Linked DNA regions of Homo sapiens: region 2 is linked to region 1. Evidence: read pairs that join two places in POLR2A ChIA-PET (ENCODE). Cell type or tissue: PC-3. All regions are shown on one strand.

What was found. Peaks named below come from ENCODE experiments on the same cell type or tissue, not always from the same donor. Only the 100,000 strongest peaks of a DNase experiment are listed, where the experiment ranks them.
Region 2: POLR2A ChIA-PET joins it to region 1 with 10 read pairs; 1 of 35 experiments calls an interaction of 5 or more read pairs at or near these places.

The regions. Positions count from the first base shown.
Region 1 is chr7:29,632,506-29,640,505 of GRCh38, reverse strand. No RefSeq gene overlaps it. Among named protein-coding and RNA genes, the nearest start is that of MIR550A3, 44 kb to the left of the region's middle. In PC-3, CTCF peaks have their summits at 4,404 and 4,604 (motif pointing left); a DNase peak (open chromatin) is centred at 4,635; H3K27ac peaks cover 325 bases.
Region 2 is chr7:29,299,962-29,307,961 of GRCh38, reverse strand. The region is part of intron 1 of CHN2 (chimerin 2); the gene reads right to left. Among named protein-coding and RNA genes, the nearest start is that of CHN2-AS1, 95 kb to the right of the region's middle. RefSeq lists enhancers at 3,575-4,075, 4,076-4,576. In PC-3, no CTCF peak of the experiment used is centred here; a DNase peak (open chromatin) is centred at 3,031; H3K4me3 peaks cover 380 bases; H3K27ac peaks cover 1,478 bases.

The DNA.
Region 1 (8,000 bases):
CCAAGATGTGCCTCTAAAGGAGGCAGATGCCACTGTGTTTACAGACAGTAGCAGTTTCCTTGAACAGGGAGTATGAAAGGCTGGTGCAGCCGTTACTATGGAGACAGATATACCGCAGGCCCAGGCACTGCCGGCAGGTAACTTGGCACAGAAGGCTGAATTGGTCACCCTCACTCAGGCTCTCCGATGGGGTAAGGACAAACGTATTGACATCTACACTGACAGCAGGTATTCTTTTGCTACTGTACATGTACACGGAGCCATCTATCAAGAGCGAGGGCTACTCACCTCAGCAGGAAAGACTGTTAAAAACAAAGAAGAAATTTTGGCTCTGCTTGAAGCTGTTTGACTTCTTCAGCAGGTGGCTGTAATTCATTGCAAGGGACATCAAAGAGAAGACTCAGCCGTTGTCTGTGGTAACCAAAGAACAGACTCTGCAGCGGGAGAGTCAGCTCGGCTCCCGGTCATGCCTTTGACCCTGCTGCCTGCTGTGTCCTTTCCTCAACCTCACTTACCAGACCACCCAGAATACTCCCCAGAGGAAGAAAAACGAGCTTTGCATCTTCAGGCCAGTAAAAATCAGGAAGGTTGGCAGATTCTTCCTGATTCCAGAATCTTCATGCCCCAAACCCTCAGGAAAACTTTAATAGTCGTCTGCATTCTACCACCCATTTGGGAGGAGTAAAACTGGCCCAGGTTCTAAGGAGCCATTTCAAGATCCCCCACCTTCAGGACTTAACTAACCAAGCAGCTAGCTCTCCAGTGTATGGCTTGTGGTCAGGTAAATGCCAAACAAGGTCCCAAGCCCAGCCCAGGCCACCGCCTCCAGGAAGGCTTGCCAGGAGAAAGGTGGGAAGTTGACTTTACAGAAATGAAACCACAGCAGGCAGAGTATAAATACCTCCTAGTGCTAGTAGACACCTTTTCAGGATGGACTGAGGCATTTGCCACCAAAAACGAAACTGCCACCACGGCAGTTAGGCTTTTACTCAATGAAATCATCCCTCGACCTGGGCTGCCTGTTGCCATAGGGTCTGATAATGGACCAGCCTTCACCTCGTCCATAGCTCAGTTGGTTAGCAAGACATTAAACATTCAATGGAAACTCCATTGTGCCTATCGACCCCAGAGCTCTGGACAGGTAGAACACATGAGCTGCACCCTAAAAAGTACTCTTACTAAGTTAATCCTAGAGACCGGTGAGAATTAGGTAAAGCTCCTTCCTTTAGCCCTTCTTAGAGTAAGATGCACCCCATATTGGGCTGGGTTTTCACCTTTTGAAATCATGTATGGAAGGGCTCCGCCTATCTTGCCTAAGCTAAGGGATACCCATTTAGCAGAAATCTCACAAGCTAATTTGTTACAGTACTTGCAGTCTCTCCAACAGGTACGAGTCATCATCCAGCCACTTGTCTGGGGAGCACACTCTAATCCAGCTCCTGACCAGAGTGAGCCCTGCCACTTTTTCCAGCCGGGTGACCTGGTGTATGTTAAAAAGTTCCAGAAAGAAGGACTCACTCCTGCCTTGAAAGGACCTCATACTGTCATCCTCACCATGCCAATGACTCTAAAGGTGGATGGCATTCCTGCTTGGATTCATCACTCTCACATCAAAAAGGCCAACAGAGCCCAGCAGGAAACTTGGGTCCCCAAGCCTAGGCCAGGCCCTTTAAAACTGTGCCTAAGTTGAGTGAAGCCATCAAATTAATTCTTTTTATTTACCTCTTTTGTTTGTTTCTGCCTATTATACCTTCTGCTCCATCCTACTCTTTTCTCCTCACTTCTTTCACGACAGGACATGTGTTTGCAAAAACTACTTGGAAGGCAGGAACCTCAAAGGAAGTCTCTCTTGCAGTCGATTTATGTGCTTTGTTCCCAGAGCCTGTCTGTACCCACGAAGAACAATGCAACCTGCCGGTCATGGGAGTGGGAAATGTCGACCTTGCTGCAGGATGTGGACACACAGGAAGCTGGACTGGATGTGGGATCTCTAGAGGTGCAGAAAAAGGACTCCAGAGCGTTGACTTTTACCTCTGTCCTGGAAATCGCCCTGACTCCTCTAGCTGTCGAGATTCTTACCAGTTTTTCTGCCCTCACTGGTCGTGTGTAACCCTAGCCATTTTCCCTGGAGGATCAACCCGGTCCTCAACCCTCTCCATAACTCGCACTTCCCGTCCTAGACCGTGAACTATGGGAAATTGTAACCCTCTTACTATAACTGTCCGTAACCCTGGTTCAGCTCAATGGTATTATGGCATGTCATGGGGATTAAGACTTTGTATCTCAGGATTTGATGTTGGAACTATGTTCACCATTCAGAAAAAGGTCCTGGTCCCATGGAGCCCTCCTAAGCCAATCGGACCTTTAACTGATTTAGGTGACCCTATGTTCCAAAGACACCCAGACAGGGTCGATTTAACTATCCCGCTGCCCCTCCTTGTTCCCAGATCTCAGTTACAACGACATCTCCAACCCAGCCTGATGTCCATTCTGGATGGGGTGCATCACCTCCTTAATCTCACCCAGACTAAATTAGCCCAGGATTGTTGGTTGTGCCTAAAGGCCAAACCCCCACGTTATGTTGGATTAGGAGTAGAAGCCATGATTAAAATTGACTCTCTTTCTTGTCGTACATGCCCCCATGCCCTTACACTAGGAGACGTGTCAGGGAACGCCTCCTGTCGAATTAGCACCAGGTATAACTTATCTGCTTCTCCCTTTCAGGCTACCTGTAATCAGTCTCTACTTACTTCCTTAAACACCTCAGTCTCCTACCAGGCACCCAACAATACCTGGCTGGCCTACACTTCAGGCTCACTCATTGCATCAATGGGACTGAACCTGGACCTCTCCTGTGCGTGTTAGTTCATATACTGCCCCAAGTTTACGTGTACAGCGGGTCAGAAGGGTGACTTCTCATCGCTCCCCCTGAGTTACATTCCAGGTTTCGCAGAGCCGCCCCACTCTTCGTACCCCTTCTGGCCAGCCTTAGCATAGCTGGATCAGCAGCCATTGGCACGGCTGCCCTGGTTCAGGGAGAAACTGGACTAATGTCTCTGTCTCAGCAAGTAGATGCTGATTTAAGCAATCTCCAGTCAGCCATAAATATGCTACATACCCAGGTAGAGTCTCTAGCTGAAGTAGTACTTCAAAACCCCCGAGGCCTAGATCTGCTATTTCTCTCCCAAGGAGGGTTATGCGCAGCTCTAGGAGAGAGTTGTTGTTTCTATGCCAATCAGTCTGGGGTCATAAAGGATACTCTCCAAAAAGTTCGAGAAAATCTAGATAGACGCTAACAGGAATTGGAAAATAACACCCCTGGTACCAAAACATGTTTAACTGGAATCTATGGCTAACTACTCTAATCACTGGATTGGCGGGACCCCTTCTCCTCCTCTTGTTAGGTTTAGTCTTCGGGCCTTGTATATTAAATTGGTTTCTTAAATTTATAAAGCAGTTCATAGCTTCTGTCAAACTTACGTATCTTAAAACCCAATATAACTCCCTTGTTGTGACTGAAGAATCAATGATTTGATTACCCAAAACATGAGTGGGGAATGTGATACCTACCCTGTTTTAACCTGCCCCAAGTTTACGTGTACAGTGGGTCAGAAGGGTGACTTCTGACCCTTCTGCTCAGAGTGACTCTCTCTTAGCTGAGATAGCTGGACACTCTCCATTTTAGCTTCTTCACTTGCAGTCCCCTTATCCCCCTCCCTTAAGGGAATAACTAGTGCAAGCTGACTCCAAGCACATCCAGGAATGCACTTACTGATAAGATATTGAGGCAAGCTGTACCAGCAGCTCCTGGGGACGTGCTCGGCGGATGGTACCCAAGCCCCTGCATTTATCTCTTTGTGATAGTTTAAGCCCCTGCACCTGGAACTGTATTTTTCTGTAACTATCTCTGTAACCATTAATTTTTTTAACTTTTTGCCTGTTCTGCTTCTGTAAAAATTGCTTCAAGTAGGCTCCCCCTCCCCTATTTAGACCATGGTTTAAAAAGAAATCTATCCCGTTCTTCGAGGCCAAGAGAATTTTGAGCTCTAGCCATCTCTCGGTCGCCGGCAATAAAAGGACTCCTGAATTAGCCTCAGAATGTGGCGTTTCTCTATAACTCCCTCGGTTACAACATATCATCTATATATCTACCAATCATCTATCTATCATCTATCAATTACCTATCTGTATCAACTATCATCAATATATCTATCCATCTATCAATCATCTATTATCTATCAATTATCTATATCAACTGTCATCTATATATCCCTCTATCAATCATCTAATTACCTATCATCTATCAATTATCTATATCAACTATCATCTCTATATCCATCTATCAACCATCTATCATCGATTATCTATATCAACTATCATCTATGTATCTACCCATATATCAATAATCTACCTAATTATCATCTATCAATTATCTATGTCAACTATCATCTATCATCTCTCATCATATCTATATATCATCTATCTTCTATCTATCTATTATCTATCTAATCTGTCATCTATTTTTTAAAGGGCCATAAACTTGTTAACATATATATACACAGGCATTTTAACAAGTGTTTTCCTTGGAGAAGTGAGGATAGAAACTAACCCGTAGGAAGAGTGCCCTCTGCTGCCACTTATTCACAATAGCTCCTCTGTCTGGCCATACCAAGGAAAACATCCTAAAAGGTTCTTTGCCTTCTGGCTGCTGTCTATAACAAAAAATAAGTAGCATCTTTGCCTCTTAAAATATCTTTAAGATTTCTTTTCTGTTTTGTAGACAGCCATGTTGCTACGTTTTTCCATTTGGTTTTATTCTTTCCATGGTAACTGTAAAGCAAACATAACTAAGAAACAGACATTGGATACTTATGCAGTACACAGAAAGCATTTCTTCCAAACTCTTAACTAAATAAAGTAAATCCTTTTCTAGGTGCACAAATCCATAGGTGAGAGGTCAATATTACCCAACCAGGAATAGCTCATCATTGTGGGCAGGAGGAAATGGCTTTATTTACTCCAGAGCACCCAGGAAAAGGTGCTGAACTTTACAACCAGCTCTGCTTGCTATTCCAGGGGAAAGCAGGGAGGGGCGGAAGGACAGACCCATAAATGTTCTATGACAATTACTTGGCAGCACCGTTTCAAAGAAATAACGGAAGCCTTTACTTGGCATTCTGTACTAAGCAGTGCATGGAAATGGGTTGGTTTCAGCTCTGGACTGCCCACCCACACCTGGCCCCTCTGGGCATACTAAACACAGACAGGAGTGACACTGCTACCCCAGGTGTTAGCCTGGAAACTTCCCTCCCTTCCATGCATCATCCTTGCTTTCATCTCTGTAGTTGACAGATTTTCTGGGTCTGTTGTGTGGATTCCAGGATCAGCTTCTGAGCCCTTGCCCTTCTCTGAAACATCACTGTTGGCTAACTCTTTAACTCAGGACTCTGCAGGGCTCCTGATTCTGAAATACTTGCAACTTCAGGGAGAAGACACTCCCTTGGCCAGCTTCATCCCAGCCTCTATCTGGGGAAAGAGGATTGGACATGCTACATTTTTGGGCAAGGTATTTATCTTCTCCAAACCTGTTTCCTCATCTGTAAAATGAGAATAATAAAAGAACTCACATCATCAAGCTTTTGTGAGAATTACAACTAATAAAGGATAAATGTCGATTATTATAATATAGTAATAAAATAAGTATTATGGAATATTATTGAAGTTCTTTCTTTCTTTCTTTCTTTCTTTCTTTCTTTCTTTCTTTCTTTCTTTCTTTCTTTTCTTTTTGAGACAGAGTTTCGCTCTTGTTGCTCAGGCTATAGTGCAATGGCGTGATCTCAGCTCCCTGCAACCTTTGCCTCCTCGGTTCAAGTCATTCTCCTGCCTCAGCCTCCCAAGTAGCTGGGATTACAGGCACCCACCACCACACACAGCTGATTTTTTGTATTTTTAGTAGAGATGGGGTTTCACCATGTTGGCCAGGCTGGTCTTGAACTCCTGACCTCAGGTGATCTGCCCACCTCGGCCTCCCAAAGTGCTGGGATTACAGGCGTGAGCCACTGCGCCCAGCCCTGGACAGAGGACAAATATTAATATATGGGTATCTAGTGGCTGTGACCAGGCCAGAGAGAGGAAGGTTAAAAAGTCAAGGGTAGGAGTTTTGTCCCTAAGTTTAAAAATACAAAACATTAAGACTGGAGATAAATAGACCAAATACTAACAATGGTTATCTTTGACTTTTTTGTTTTATTTTCAGCTTTAAGTTTTTCTTTTTATTTTTTGTGGATACATAACGGATGAATATATTTATGGGTTACATGAGATATTTTCATACAGGCACGTGACATGTAATAATCATATCAAGGTAAATAGGACATCCATCACCTAAAGTATTTATCCTTTGTCTTACAAACAATTCAATTATACCGTTTTATTTTAAAATGTAAAATTAAATTATTTTTAACTATAGTCACCTTGTTGTGCTACCAAATGTTAGGTCTTATCATTATTTCTAACTTTTTTTTTTTTTTTTGAGACAGCCTCACCCTGTCACCCAGGCTGGAGTGCAGTGGCGTGATCTCGACTCACTGCAACCTCCGCCTCCCAGGCTCAAGCATTTCTCCTGCCTTAGTATCCCAAGTAGCTGGGATGACAGGCACATGCCAGCATGCCCGGCTGATTTTTGTATTTTTAGTAGAGACAGGGGTTTCACCACGTTGGCCAGGCTGGTCTTGAACTCCTGGCTTGTAGTGATCCACCTGCCTCAGCCTCCCAAAGTGCTGGGATTACAGGTGTGAGCCACCACACCTGGCACTACTTTTTGTACCCATTAACCATGTCCACTTCCCCCCAATACCCAACTACTCTTCCCAGCCTGTGGTAACCACCATTCTACTCTCTGCCTCTGTGAGTTCAATTGTTTTAATTTTTAGCTCCCACACAAAAATGAGAACATGCAAAGTTTTTCTTTCTGTGCTTGGCTTATTTCACTTACCATAATAAACTCCAATTCCACAACAATGGTTATCTTTGAGGGGGGAATTTATAGGTGATGACTTTTTTTTCTTCTCCTATTTTTCAAATTTTCTCTAATGAGTACTTTTTAAATACTTTTTAAATAAAAAATACGAAATTTTGTTGTTAAAAAGCCATCATTTGTTCTTTCTTTTCACTGACTAATACAATTAATACATGATTTTATTCTCAATCTAAAGCTTACAAGCCAGAGGTAAGGCTAAAACCCCTCATGGACACACACACAAACACGACTGCTGCCACACCAAACGCAGTCACTTCCCAGAAGTAGTCATGATATTAATTTTGTGCCGACCCTTCTAGATATTTTTCTATCCACTTATGTGTTACTGGCTCATTGATCAAGGACAATTTGTGACATGATTAAACACGCTTTATTTTTCTTCCCATCGTCTCTTCAGAACTTGTCTAGTGGGGGGTAATCATCTCTTGCCACTAGATGAAGAATAGGGCCATTCTAGAGGCTCTCTGGTAAGTCATAGGTGATGGACACTTCCACATTTTCTTCCTTGTGAGACAAAGGGTCCATTTGGAAATTCTGAATATCCAATGTAAGGTATACAAGAAACCGTCCTATGGCAAAGGGGAAAAAACTGAGCCTAAATATGATCAAAACTGTAGATCAGTGGTTTTCAACGTTGGTTGCATACTGGGATCATCTGAGGTAGTTTAAAAAATTCCTGTGTCTCAGTTCCCCCCAGAGTCTCTGGTATAATTGCTCTTGGATTTGCCTGGGCTTCAGGGATATTTATTTATTTATTTATTTATTTATTTATTTATTTAATTTTATTTTTTTGAGACCCAGTCTCACTCTGTTGCCCAGGCTGGAGTACAGAGGCGTGATCCCAGCTCACTGCAACCTCTGCCTCCCGGGTTCAAGTGATTCTCCTGCCTCAGCCTCCTGAGTAGCTGGGACTACAGGCACCCAGCAACACACCTGGCTAATTTTTGTGTTTTTAGTAGAG
Region 2 (8,000 bases), 330 kb after region 1:
AGATTAGCACAAACTCAGTGGCTTAAAAAAACAAGAATTTAATATCTTGAATTATGGAAGTCAAAAATTCAAAATAGGTCTCATTAGGCTCAAATCAAGGTGTTTTCTGGGCTGGGTTCTTTCTGAGCAACATCACCTGGGCCACATTCCACATGGCCCCAATTGGATGTGAAGGGCTGGGCATGCAGACTTCCTGTGTGCCCAGGAGGCAAATTCAACAGCTGGGTGGAGACGCTAAGGAAGAATCTATTTTGTCCACCTTCCTTGACTCCTGGTCCCTTCCTCTCTTTTTCAAAACCCAGCAGCAGAGCATCCTTCAATGACTCTCTGACTCTCACACTCTACTTTGCCTTAAATGGGCTCTTGTGATTACACTTGGCCCACTCGGATAATCCAGGGTAATTTGCCCATCTCAATCAAGGTCACCTGGTTAGCAATCTTACTTCATCTGAAATCTTAATTCCCACTTGACATGTAACAACATATTCACAGGGTCCAGACATTAGAACAGAGACATGTTTGCAGGGACCATTATTCGGTTCACCACAGTAGGAATACCATTACTTGTAAATTGATGTTGACTAATCATACTCACCAACCTTGTAACTCATAGACTCCTTTTATTCTTTCCCTTCAAACTGGATGATTTGAAAGATCTGATCTCCAAAACAAACTGAACTTATTATGTAGTTACTGATAGATAATTATTCCATTAGCTTTTTTATTAGGCTTTTAAAAATGTATAAAAGAGGCTGCAGACCCCTCAAAACATCTGAAGTGATTGTAAGTTGGGAACCATTAGATTTACAGACAACTGAGCTTCTCAAATCTCAGTTCCCTTGGTCTGGTTAAATGATTTAGCTGAAGGCGAATCAGCGAACACTGATAGGATATATCCAGGCACATCTCTTTCCTGCTGTCCCCAAAATGAGAGATTACGGATGTCCTCTTGAAAATGTCACCATAAGAAAATCATACTCTTAAGAGGAAGGAGGCTTGGACGTTACTAGTCACATCTTTAACGCTGAGAGCTAATTATTCCACATGCTTCACACCACTGGATGGAAACACTCATTATTGTGTTAGAGGACAGGAATCTGGCAATTCTGCAGAATGCAAATCACCCAAAGCCATTCCACTCAAGCTGGCCTGATTAAGTTTGCTGTCAGCCCTCAAGGATGCTAACAAAGCTACTGGGACAGGAGGGAGTTCACGGCAATTCTTACATACTGATTACACTGGATTAAGTGATTTGCTACATTTAAATAATAAACAATACACTTGAAAAATCACCTTGAACACAAGATTCCCTGGACATTTGTTCCTGGGGATGAATGTGTCACAGGGCAAGGATATAACAGTTCATTCAGCATGTGCTCTATCGCCTTGGGCTTTAACACCCAGGGTCCCCCTTTCCTGCCACAGCCCCTCCTCTCAGTTTATACTCATCTTCTGACCAATCAGCACTCTCTTAAGTGACACCTCACAAAGGAATTTTGCCTTCCCATCACATCTCTTCTACATTTGCTGCTTTGTGAATCCTCTATTATTTATTAAACAAGCAACTCAATCAGTGCGTTCCTCCTTTCTTTTGCATGATGCCAGTACCTCCATTTTCAGAGATACCAATAATTAACTTCCTAGCAAATGCTTACCTTGACTGCAGTTTTTAATCTTCAGATATCCTCCCAGGAAACTGATAAGGCAATAGAATGCTTTCAAGTCTGCTTCTTAAGACACCACCAGTTTAGGGACCAAAGATTTATTGACTTACACAGTGCGCTATTGAGTAAATCAATGAATAATCACATACCAGCTTCCATAACAAATCCTAAATAGGCCCTAACTTATGACGGGACAGAAAGTAAAATTATGGTATTGGGAACATCCTGAGATACTTGTCTGACAACGATTGTGCATTTGGCCCACAATCTTCACTGCTTCTCCTTTAGCTATACCATTCCAGCAGAGCTAGAAGTGAGCATTCTAGATATGAAACACAGAAATCTAATATAGTAATAAAGATTCAAGTAAGCATGTGTCTAAGTTTGGATGGGGAAAAGGAGAGGGAAAGAGGAAGGGGTTGGAGGGGTAGAAAGAGGGGAGAAAGAGAGAAAGGAAAAGGAGGAGGAGGAGGAGGAGAAAGACGAGGAGGAAGGAACGGGAGGATGGAGGGGAGGAGAAGGGAGGAGAGGGAAGAAAGATTTACATATGAAATAGATGCACATTCTTTTTCAGAAGAGTAAAATTTGGGCCCAAAGAGTTAGCTTCTGGGCAGCCAGTGTGGCTTTCTACACAAGTAAACTTTATCAGGCTTTTCATTCTGCGCAATGCCAATCAAATAGCTAACTCTACAATTGCTTTGATTACTAGTCTCTAAAAATTATCCAGCTATTGACCCAACTTTCCATTTTATCATGCTTAAGAATTAACAAATGCAAATTTTCTTCCAAATCACAAGCTTTGTAATAAATAACGATAAGTATCAAAACTAAAAAAAAAAACTGATCTTTATCATAGAAGAGACTATCCCTGTTAGAATGTTGGGTGCTGAATATTTTATGATTTAGAGCATGTAGAATATGGACAGCAGGTAAAGGGATGTTTTCTCCATGCCATTTCTTTTATTCATACGTAATGGGGTTGCCTGACATAGTAAGAGCTTTAAAAAAACATTGTTGGATAAGGATCTTTTATACCTCTTTGAAACCTTATAAACACTCTTCTTTCTCTGGAATGATTCATGGGGTCCTCAGAAAAACACCCCTTTCCCCGGCAACAATCACTGGGAATTTCCTGGCCTGCCTGTCGTATCCTCTGTGCAGGCAAACGCTGGCTGTTTAGAGCTCCTTCCTTGGCCACTGGAAATCTGGAGGCTCACCCTCCCTTCAGTGTCCCTTTCCCCTCCAAGTAGCTCTCCAGGACAGGATCTAAGTTGAACCCATGCCAACTGACCTTGGGGCCTGGCTCACATCTGGTTCACGGGAAACAGACGTATCCTCCGCCCTGACAATTTCTAGATACTCAGTCATCCCCTAAGGCCACAATCTCAGAGCAACCTGCCCTTTAGATTTTTCAGAGTGAGTCAGGTCCCAGTCTATTGTGTCCTTCAAAATGCAGACGACACTTATTTAAACCATTCAAGAGGTCCAGCTGAAGCCTCTCTCTCTGGGCCTGGGGCAAGAGGCTGGCCTCCCCCTATATCTTCCTTTCTGGAGAGGGCGAGATTTAGAACATAGCACACAGTTTGCTCCAATATTCTACATGGGCGAGGGCTTAAGAGTCACAAAACCAGTTCGTGTGCAAATCTTTGTACTCCTGAAAGGGGGTCTTGGACCAAATTCTTAAATGGCACATTTAATGTATTGGGTACCCAGGCAAAACCTGGATTAAAATAGTTCCATTTAACATAGTGTTATATAAGAATACTCCATTTTATCCTAAAATATGAAATGCTAGAGTTCCAAAGCAGATTCATTAGGACAGTTATGGTTCACTTGATTACATTTTACATTGTTTCATGGTGTTTAGTTATGAGGTATCATCTCTCTCTACAATTACAATTTGGCTAAGCCTCTCTGAATATGTTTATTTGCTCCTTCAGTCATTTTTGGTTTCTTAACTCTCAGCTACGTCTCGCACCATATAAATCTCCTGGGGATGCCAAGGATTAGGCTTCAGCAATCTGCAAATTGGGTTGGCTCTGTTCTGCCTCTAATTTATGTCCTCTACACTTCTTGTACTTCTACTAAACCGTGGGGTTGAAACATTCGAATTAGGATATTTTTAAGTACTAACTCCAGTGGCTTTTTGTGTGTTTTTCATTTTGTCCCTCTACCCAGTGACCCTGACCTATTCAATCAGCCAAAGACACTGCTTTTGCTACTTTTTTTTTTTTTCTTGAGATGATGTCTCACTCTGTCACCCAGGCTGGAGTGCAGTGGCACGATCTCGGCTCACTGCAATCTCCGCCTCCTGGGTTCAAGCCATTCTCGTGCCTCAGCCTCTCGAGTAGCTGAGATTACAGGCGCATGCCACCACACCTGGCTAATGTTTGCATTTTTAGTAGAGATGGGGTTTCACCACGTTGGCCAGGCTGGCCTCAAACTCCTGACCTCAGGTGATCTGCCAGCCTCAGCCTTCCAAAGTGCTGGGATTACAAGCGTGAGCCACCATGCCCGGCCTGCTTTCATGACTTCAGAAAGAAGGAAAGAAACACAAAGCAGAAAACTAAGAAATGGATTATCTTCTGCTTCGAAGTCTTGAGCCCTGGCATGATTTGGAAGGATAGGTGTTAAGTGATCCAAGGCTCTGAAGAAAGTCCTATAGGCTGGGGGAAGCTAGTGAATGGATGGAGGTGGTGGAAGGGTATTAGACACCGGGGAGTCCCTACGGAAGGGCCCTAAACTCCACCCACCTCCAGGCAGATCCTGAGAGGAGTGAATAATAACCTCCCAGGTGGAACTGGGAAATAAGAGGGAAGGGGGCATGGCACTTGCCTGTGCTGGTAGAGGCGGGGAGGACAGGGAGGTGTCAGGGTGGATACGTCTGCTTGGTGTGCCTGCGCCAATGACTGAGACAACCCAGGTGGGTCCTAGTGCCCCAGCACATCACAAGAACAGGTGAATGATTCCCGCAGGCCCCAAAGGCGGCGCATCAATGGGAATAAGGCTTATGCAGCCTGCCAAGTTTCCTTCTGGAAAGAAGGATGATCCATATGCATCAAGCGTATCATGAAAATAACTTAGAGAGAGCCAGACTTTAAGCTGTCTTGCTGTGGGGAACGTGGGCCAGCACGGCAATGACTAGGGGGATGAATGACTGGGGACAGGGAAACAGACGCCAGCATCAACGCACAATGGCAAGGCATAGACAGCCTGTTGCCCCTGATGTGAGGTACTGAGTCAGACCCCTGGAACCTAGATGGACCTGGAAGATGGGCGGGACCGGGATCTGTCACTCTAAGCTGAATACTATTTAATCACATGTGTATACGTGTGTATAATGGAACAGTACTTAGCTTGAAAGAGGAATGAAATTCTGACTTGTGCTACAACATGCTAAACTCTGAAGACATATGCCAAATGAAATAAGCCAAGCAAGAAAAGCATATGATTCTACTTATATGAGGTATGTGGAGTAGTCAGTTCAAATACAGAAAGTAGAATGGTGGCTGCCAGGTTCTGGAGAGGGGAGGAGAATAGAGAGTTATTGTTTAATCGGTACAGAGTTTCAGTTTGGGAAGATGAAAAGGCTCTGGAGCTGGATGGTGGTGATGGCCACATAACACTGTGAATGGACATCAAACTGTACACTTAAAAATGGTTAAAATGGGGCTAGACACAGTGGCTTACATCTGTAATCCCAGCACTTTCAGAGGATCGCTTGAGCCCAAGAGTTTGAGACCAGCCTGGGTAATATAGTGAGACCCTATCTCTTAAAAAAAAAAAAAAAAAAAAAAGAATTAAAATTTAGCTGGGTGTGATGGCACATGCCTGTACTCCTAGCTACTCAGGAGGCTGATGTGGGAGGATCGCTTGAGCTCAGGAGTTTGCAGCTGCAGTAAACTGAAATCACTGCACTCCAGGCTGGGCAACACAGTGAGACTCTGGAAGAAGAAAGAAGAAATACGAAGAAAGAAGGAAGGAAGGAGAAGAAGGAAGAAGAGGAGGAAGAAGAAGAGGAGGAAGAAGAGGGAGAAGCAGCAGCAGAAGAAGCAGAAGTAGCTGCAGCAGCAGCGGTGGCGGCAGCTAAAATGATAACATTTATGTTATGTATATTTGACCACAATTTTTAAAATCACGCTCGCTAAACTGTAGCTCTAGAGATCACTCTGTTAGAGAGAGACAGCCACGGGTCAATGCAAAAGGCTGAGGGTCCTTATCCTTGGAATTCTCCAGCCTGTGACATTAGGTCCTGCCTTAGGGCTCCTCTGGCTTTGCCCATGTTCCTCAAGGGGAAGTGCATCTCACAAATTTCAGTGCCACAGGTAGACAGGATGGTGTTTTGCCTCCTATCCCCAAAGTGGCCAGCTTCAGTCTAGCTAGGGCTGCAGATGGCTTCGATGAAGATAGTGGAAATATATGTTTAAGTCGGGATTTCTGTAAATTTTTTTCCTAGACCAAAAAACTCAAACATGGACCTATTTGAAGAGAAAGGGGGAGGAAATCTACCACCATGATAACAAGCACTTCCTTCTGTACAATGTGTTAAAACTCAAAGAGTGCTCTCATTTTAGTGCAATTTTTTAAGATTACGTAGGGTGAGTAGTATAATTCATATGCCATAGATGAGATGAGATGAGGCAGAGAGATGTTAAGAAACTTGCTAAGGTCGCCCAGCCAAGCAAGAGCATGAACAAAGACTTCAGCCCAAGTGCCTGGAGTCCAGATCTCCAACTCTCTACAATGTAGCAGGTTCTCCCTTCAGAAAAGGATAAGAGGCATCCTGAGTGGGCTTGGATCATCCAGCGTTCAGGACACAACAGAAAGGCCAGGAGCATCTGGGATCCTCTTTTAGGGCAAAGCAGTCTACCTGGTGCTGCACTTAGATTCCAGATGAATCCAAAAAACTGTGTGTGTGTGTGTGTGTGTGTGTGTGTGTGTGTGTGTGTGTGTGTACCTGTTTGAGGCCCTGCTTTCAAATACTTTGGGTGGCAAAGAGTAATTTTTAAAAGCATTCTATAGAAGAAAGTAGGAACTGCTAGAAAAACATAAAATAATTAAATTTACCTCATTTAAGGATGCATGAGGGAAGCTATTGTTAGGGTTTCCTGAGCTGACATTATAAAAGCTTTTCTTATCACAAGCTTTTTAAGAAAAAATGACAAAGGACTTTCTGGACTCTGTGTTTATTAGGGGACTATACAAATGACAGTATTCAAAACAATTGACAAATTTTAAACTTGTCATTTATATGTTTAATAAAACATTACAGCTTTAATTCTCAAAATTAACTAAAAGAAAATGGAAAGATACTCATTCAATTTCTGAGAATTTTCATCTTATGGTTATTTCATACATATAAGAATAAACACATTTAAAAAATATTGCACATGGTAACATGTAGCTCTAAGGAATATCATGTTTTACGAGATAAGCTCATTCCTTTCCTGTGTTTCATCAAATGCCTACAAATAAATCACATTTTAAATGGGGGTGAAGACTAGGCATACTTGCTGCTTAAAGAATTCCTGAAAAAAGGGGCTTTTGGAAAATATTTCTTTTGTTATTCAAATAATCACCTGCTAATTTATCTGCTTCATTAATTCAGAATTTCATGTTTTGGTGTTTTTTGAAACAAGGAAACTTTTCAAGTCTGAACACTGAATCACTACTTTTTTTTAGCTTTACAAATTTGACCCACCATATCATTTTGTTGACTCCAAGTATTACGCTGCATCTCTGGCTATTTTGAGCACAATTAGAAGTAGAAAATAGCATCACTCAAAATTGGGAAGAAATATAAAAGGGCAATGTTTTCCCAAGATTGTCCATTCAGAAGCCAGTGTCAAAGGCCCAGGAAGGCATTCCTGCCCTAATGAACTACCTGACCCTTGCCCCACCCTCCTCTCCCTAGCTCACTTTTGTTTCTCATATGTCACTAATGGCCAAGTCCTGTCTCTTCTTTCAGGGTCTTTCTTGCCTCACCCTCACCTCCTATTTTTTCTGAAATGCCCTGAAGGCTTCAACACCTCATTTGGTCTATTGCATCTGGTTCCCTCATCCTACACTCTGCTTACCATTGCTTCTGCTAGAAATTCCACATTCCTTAGCTTGACATGTAAGACGTTCCATAATCTGGCAGCTCCTGCTAGCTGGCTTCCTGCCTCACAGATTGAATCCCAGGTTCCACCCCGGAACAGAAGAGGCCAGGCTCCTCCCCACTGCAAAGGGAAAAACATCCCACGGCTCCAGTCCGTGCTCCCATCTTTCTTCCCAGTCTAATTTGCACTCAGTACTCTGGGCCCCTCTGGGTTCCTGCCTCCAGTTTTTTACTCT